Regions from separate parts of the Homo sapiens genome. Here region 1 is linked to region 2. A link is a contact called in ENCODE Hi-C or POLR2A ChIA-PET data. All regions are on one chromosome and are shown on one strand. The core of a region is the stretch at or near the end of the contact, and the rest is flanking DNA. Distances in the headings are between cores, read along the strand shown.

Region 1 (3,172 bases), core at 607-3,106, 290 kb after region 2:
AGGGGTAGGGGACAGTAAAAGCCAAGGAGCCAAGATCAGAAAAAGGAATAGCTTCTTCCCATGTGGAATCAAGCTGGGGCTGCCAACCTCCTAGTCAAGAAAGAAAGCTTTTCCTCTCTCTTCCTCCTGTTTACCCACAGCGACTGGGGGAGGCTGTACAGAGAGGCAGGTTGAATGTATTCAGTCTGGGATAGGGAGGGAAAGTTCCTCTGGGGCTCCCCCTTCGTCTAGGGGAGAGGTCAGAAGAACAAAGGTCACAGATGGACCTGCCATGATATGGGAGGAGGCACATGTGTTGCAGTGAGCCATGGAGGGTGGGGGCACAAGAGTTTGGCAACTCAGACAGGGGAGAAGCCACTGATGGCTTATAAACCAGACAAGGTTCATCCTGAATCCGGAGGGAGGGCAGTGAGAGCCCCATGAACTCACTTTCTTGAATGTCACTAACATTTCATTTCACCCTCACTCTGCCTTCCTGTCTCTTTTTTTCTCTTTCTCCCTTAACCTTCCTCAGCAGGGGATGGGGGAGTAGAGGGAGCCGGAAAGGAGGTCTGCAGGCCTCGTTGACTCTGCTGACCATCCACAGCCAGGAGCTGTTGCTGACAGAAAAGAAATGAAGGGGCAGAGATGGGAGGGAAACCAGATGTCCGCAGTTGCAGCACCATTCTGCGCAGCGTCCCCACTGGGGTCCCTGCTGTAGACGAGAAGCCAGAGCCAGGTGCCAGAGAGGGAGAGGGGGGGGTCTTTGGGGGTGGGGGACGGTGCTGGGCCCCACTCCTGCTTATCTACCCCTCAGTTTCTTTTACCTGGGAAACAGATCACCAAGAGAGGCCCGTCTGATGCTTTAAGCTGGGAATTTGGTTTATTCTGGGGCAGATGAAAAAGAAATTGCACTGTAGCATCTTACAAAACTGCCCCCTTTTCAACTGGGACTGAGAGTTGGAGACTTTTCCTTTAGGCTTTCATGGTACCCTAGACTTCTAAGTTATTTCTACTTCATATTCTAGAACTGTACCATCCAGTGTAATAGCCACTAGCCACAGGTAGCTATTTATCCTTATATTAATTAAAATTAAGTAAAATAAGAAATTCAGCTTTTCAGGCACACTAATATATGTCAATCTCTCAATAGCCACATGTAGCTAGTGGCTATTGTATTGAACAGCACAGATATAAAAGTTTTTTCTCATCACAGAATGTTATCTTGGACAGTGCTGTTCTAGGAAGTTTTTACTCAAGTGTAACTTTCATTCTTGATTTCCCCAGATGTTCACATGATAGCCTGCTCCTTAGGAATGAGGGCTAACTGGCCCAGAGGATAGATGTGGGGTGGGTTGAGACAGGGAGGAGGGAAGGGACGGGTAAGAATGTTTATTCTGCCAACCCGAAGGTTTTCTTTAGACTCTGAGTCTCTTTGCCAGTCCTAAGCAATTTAACTTGCCTGGGGAGGAAGGGGGACGCTGTCTGTAGCAAAAGAGGAATTCAGGTGGTAGCTACAGCCAAATAGGTTTTGCAATCATATTCTGCCTCCCTTCTCCACCCCCTGCTTAAAAAAAAAAAAACCAAGGAAAGTATACCAAGGCCAGCCCTAGATAATGTGGGTGTGGTGTCATTACCCTGACTTACTCATCACACCCCAGGGCCTCTACAGGGTTGGGTGTAGGCAGGGATGGAAGGGGCACACAGGCTGGGGATGAAGCAAGCAGTTATGCTTCAGTCAATCTTGAAAGCTGTTGACATGATGGAGATGGAATGAGAGATGTTAAAGCCAGATATTGGGCACACCCAGCAAAGCCTCCCGCCCAGCTCACCCTTGAGCCTGCGCTGCTTTACTCACATTAAGAGATCCGCTGGTGCAGAGAAATCACAAAGAGTACACACACACACACACACGCCTCATGCAGTTCCAGGGAGATTTCTGGAAAGAATCTTTAGCCCAATTTCTCAGTAAGCCTCAGCTGTTCCCCCAGGCTTAAGCGGGGGGCCAGCAGATGGTCCCAGCTAAATAGGCAAGCCTCCCAGTTCCTCTAAAAGCAGGGTCTGGGCCCTTCCAAGCCCAACAGTCCAATTAAGCTTTTTGCCCACAGGTGGAAGCAAAAATGAATTTGGGGCCATTCTTCCCTTCTTTTAGGCATGGAGCACTCAGCCCTCCCATCAGCCCCCTCCCTACTCCTGGCATTGGCCCATAAGGAATCCCTGCCTCTCACACTCTGCTCTGAACATTAGGTTCCTCAGGGATCAAAGACTCCCAGAAAGATTTCCTTCTAAGGTGTCTTCTAGGCTGCAGGGATTTGACTGAACCGTTCAAAGGAAAACTCCTGGCTTGGCCTTGTTAAGGAGGCCCTCTCAGTCCAGGAGGTGGGGCCTCTCAGGATTAAGGCCACAGATCCAGGTACCTTCGATGATGTTCTTATTTCCTTTTCCCAAGGGCCAGAAAGTGCTGCAGGGAGATCCTGGTGCCCTGCTCTTCTCTAGAGGCCTCTCCTCGCTGCAGAGCTCATTGGCATGACTGGCATAAATATATCCATATATCTCTCTATAAATATACATGTCTTTAGCTATATATATCTTTTCTTCTAAAGACTTGGCAAGAATTCCCTACAATCCTTTTCCATGACACTATAGAAAATCAGCAGAGTCATCAGTTTGATGGTTCCCACAAAGACTGCTTGGGGTTGACCTCTGCAAAGCTCCCTTGAATCTTGCTTCCAGTAACCCAACCTCTTCAGCCCTCGCCAGCCCCCAACCCCCTGGCAACACAAAACACAACTCGATTTCCTGAAGCTGAAGCTGCCCCTTTATTCCTTGTTGGTCTCTGAAAGCAAAAAAAAAAAAAAAAAAAAAAGGAAAAAAAAAAAGAAACTATCACTTTTGAGCTATTGTCTTAAGAGAGTAATAAGCTTTGTGTTCCTCCAGCTGGCTGCAAAAGGGAATTAGTTGTGCAGTGGGATCCAATGGCACTTAGAGACAGGTGTGGCAAGGAAGAGGTGCTGGTGGTTTCAGAATGGGCCACATCTCTGTGGGTGAGCAGGAGGGCAGGGCAGATAGAGGTGGTGTCTATCAAGACTTAGCAACCACTGGGGCAGCAGACTAGATGTAGCCCTCCCTGCAATGACTCCTTGCATAAACAGAAGAAACACCAGTGTACACGCACAGGTGGGGAAAGCATCCC
Region 2 (2,751 bases), core at 199-2,698:
ATACAGCCTGTCACTTGCCAAAAGTGGAGCCCAGCCCGCTCCAGCCCTCTGTGTGTGACTCAACAGTGAACAGATGCTTGAGGGCATTGACCTCAGGAATTTTTGAAATGGGATTTGAGACTGACGTCTCTTAATTCAGTCATACCCCACCATTTTTGGTTCAAGACTAGAAAGGAGAAGACTCAGAGAAGGATGGTAGGTAGAACTGGGGAAGATAATGACTTCCCCCCTTACTCCAGGGAGCCCCCCTGCCCCGGCATTCCCTCTCAGGCCCATCATCTCAGAGGACTTACCTTTTTCAGGTCAGATTGGTGCTTTTTCATAAGTTGGAGTTTGCTGGAAATTTCTAGAATTAGAAACAAGGGTTGCTAAATCTAAAGAGAAACCAGCTTATCCTGCTCCACCCTCCCATGCTGTTCTAGAAGATGCTCTGATGGCCAGGGTGGTCCATCTCGGGGGGACCGCTCCCAAAGCCAGCCAAGTCCTTCTCCCCAGCACCTGTGGTCTCTCTGGATCTAAGATGCCCCATCTCCACCCAGGATTCTCTAACCTCAGCCCTACTCCTTCCCTGTTCCCCCAGGCAGAGGTGCACCTTACCTGTTCTGTTGGCCAAGACCAGCAGTAGACACTGAGGCCTCACCTCAGACTGGGCAAGGAGCAGGGAGCATACCTGGGCCCCAGCATCAGCATCAGCCTGCTCCTCCCCACACAGCACTCGGGCCAGGCCCTCTCCCCTGTCCTTCTTAAACTCCGCCTGGGAAGACAGAGAAACATGGAGAGCAAGAGATGAAATTACTGCTCTGCCCTAAACTGCACCCAGAGTCTCTGATTACAGTCATACTCTTACCCCGTCCGCAAGAAGGATCCTTGTTTCTAAAATTCCAACAGAAAAAAAAAAAACTGCTAACTGTATATGTGCAACAACACAATAAGAAAAAAACCTAAATAATCTCCCAGGACCAAAATCCATATCTTCTAGTATCTAAGATGTTAGAGAACAAACTTAAAAAAATTGTCTCGTTGAAGCATTGCCCATGTACACATATGCAAATTAAACTCAAAAGAAATGGCCAAAAACAGAAAATATTAATAATGCAATAATAACTAAGAGAAAATATTCTGTTTCAAGATTACAGCAGTCCCCAATGATGGAAGAAAAGCCAAGGGAGGTGAGGAGGAGAGAACAAATCTATAATATACACTCAGTGGAAACCTCAGTGGCCTCCTCCCTCTTTCTACCCAAAGGAGTCTCAAAAAGTGCATTGCTCAAACTGAAATGGCATTTTTGTCTCGTCTTCCATCTCTGTTTTCCATTAAAAGCATGGAACCCAGTTTTAATGAAGTTCATAGATTTTTCTTCAGGTTGCTGACTGGGCCATCAGACCCAGGAATTTGGACTCAGAAGAAAAACTCTGATAATTCTTCAATAGTGAGTCAGAATTTATTCCAGCAGCCTCCAATCAGAGTGTCCTCCTCCCCTGAACAGGAAAGGAATTGAAACTAAGACTTTCTCTTCAGTCCGGATGGCAGATGGCAGAGAAGGAAATGCCTGAACAGCCCTGACAACTTTCCTGTTAGGGGAAAACTGCTGGGGTGTGTGACCATCATCAGAACTGGGTCTCTGTGGAGGAGAAAGCTTCCTGTTTGCGGGCAGGGCCGCTGCTTGCAACAAGGCCACAGGGTCCTCCCAGTTGGAATGGAGCCTGGGTATTTTCCCACTGCTGTGACCCAAGGCAGGAAAACCCAGGCTCCTTTGCTCCTACACAAAGCAAGGTCAAGATTGGCCTCAGGACCCAGCTGGAATTTGAAGCAGCTGAGGGAAAACAACTGGGCTTGGATAAGGCCAGGAGAGTGTGGTTAGCCAAACTCCAGGTCACAGAGACACGAGCCCAAACTGGAGCCTCAAAAAACCCCCAGGAAACAAGGCTACAGAGAAATGAGTTCTCAGGCCACTGCTGCTTCATTCCTCAGGAAAAGGAGCAATTCTGCAGGTCTCCCAGTAAGTCCTTGGATAGACGTTCTAACTCTGGAAAAATCCGTTTTTCTGAACAGCATTTGAACTAAGTAGTCTGAATGCCACACTGAACCAATCAACAGTCTCCACCTCTCTAAACCCAGTTGTCTCAGGGGAGCCTTACATGGCTTCCCCTTGAGCACCCCCGCTCCCCAGCACCGAGAGTCTGGATGAGGAGGAGGGGGTTTCTTGCCTGGATGACTCTGGGCTTCTGAAGTATCTCCAGTTGAAATAGGTCTGCTTCCCAAGAGAGGCAGAGGGACAGGGCTCCTGCAGGTTGTAAACTAGCCAAACCAAATGGCACCTTCCTCCACCTGCTGAGTGCAAGAAGCCACACCTTGACAATGTATCAAGCCCTGAATATAGGACACTGCGTGAAAGCCTCTGTGCAAGTGTCATGTGTATGTGTGTTGTATTCATGTGTCATGTGTAGGGGGGTGGGGATTGGGAGGTATCTATGAATTCCACCTTGTCAAAGCTTTCAGTTTGCATGTACGGCAATTAAAATGATGGATGCCAACCAGGCGCGGTGACTCATGCCTGTCATCCTAGCACTTTGGGAGGCTGAGGTGGGAGGATTACTTCAGCCCAGGAATTCGAGACCAGCCTGGGCAACACAGGGAAACCCTATCTCTATAAAAAATTTAGAAATTCAACCGGGTGTGGTGGCATGCACTTATAGTACCAGCTACTTGGGGGGCTGAGGTGGGAGGGTCTCTCCACCCTGAGAGGTTGAG

What was found. A loop is a pair of places that touch in the nucleus more often than their neighbours do. ChIA-PET counts read pairs that join two places held with the same protein, here RNA polymerase II (POLR2A). Pooled maps may share reads with other maps.
Region 1: a loop to region 2 is called in a map with no recorded cell type, with 2.4 times the contacts of the local background. The contact joins two enhancer-like sites. A Hi-C loop is called at or near these places in 2 of 37 single-sample maps with no recorded cell type and 1 of 50 pooled maps. POLR2A ChIA-PET finds 5 or more read pairs at or near these places in 2 of 52 experiments (A673 and BJ).

Annotation. Positions count from the first base shown.
Region 1 is chr1:208,182,874-208,186,045 of GRCh38, forward strand. The region is part of intron 3 of PLXNA2 (plexin A2); the gene reads right to left. Among named protein-coding and RNA genes, the nearest start is that of PLXNA2, 60 kb to the right of the region's middle. Within about 2 kb of position 1,857, at least 13 of the 41 ENCODE cell types and tissues checked have a DNase peak (open chromatin) inside an H3K27ac peak, as active enhancers do.
Region 2 is chr1:207,888,868-207,891,618 of GRCh38, forward strand. CD34 (CD34 molecule) reads right to left here. Exons shown (of 8, transcript NM_001025109.2): 5 at 598-754; 6 at 294-346. Among named protein-coding and RNA genes, the nearest start is that of CD34, 21 kb to the right of the region's middle. Within about 2 kb of position 1,449, at least 27 of the 41 ENCODE cell types and tissues checked have a DNase peak (open chromatin) inside an H3K27ac peak, as active enhancers do.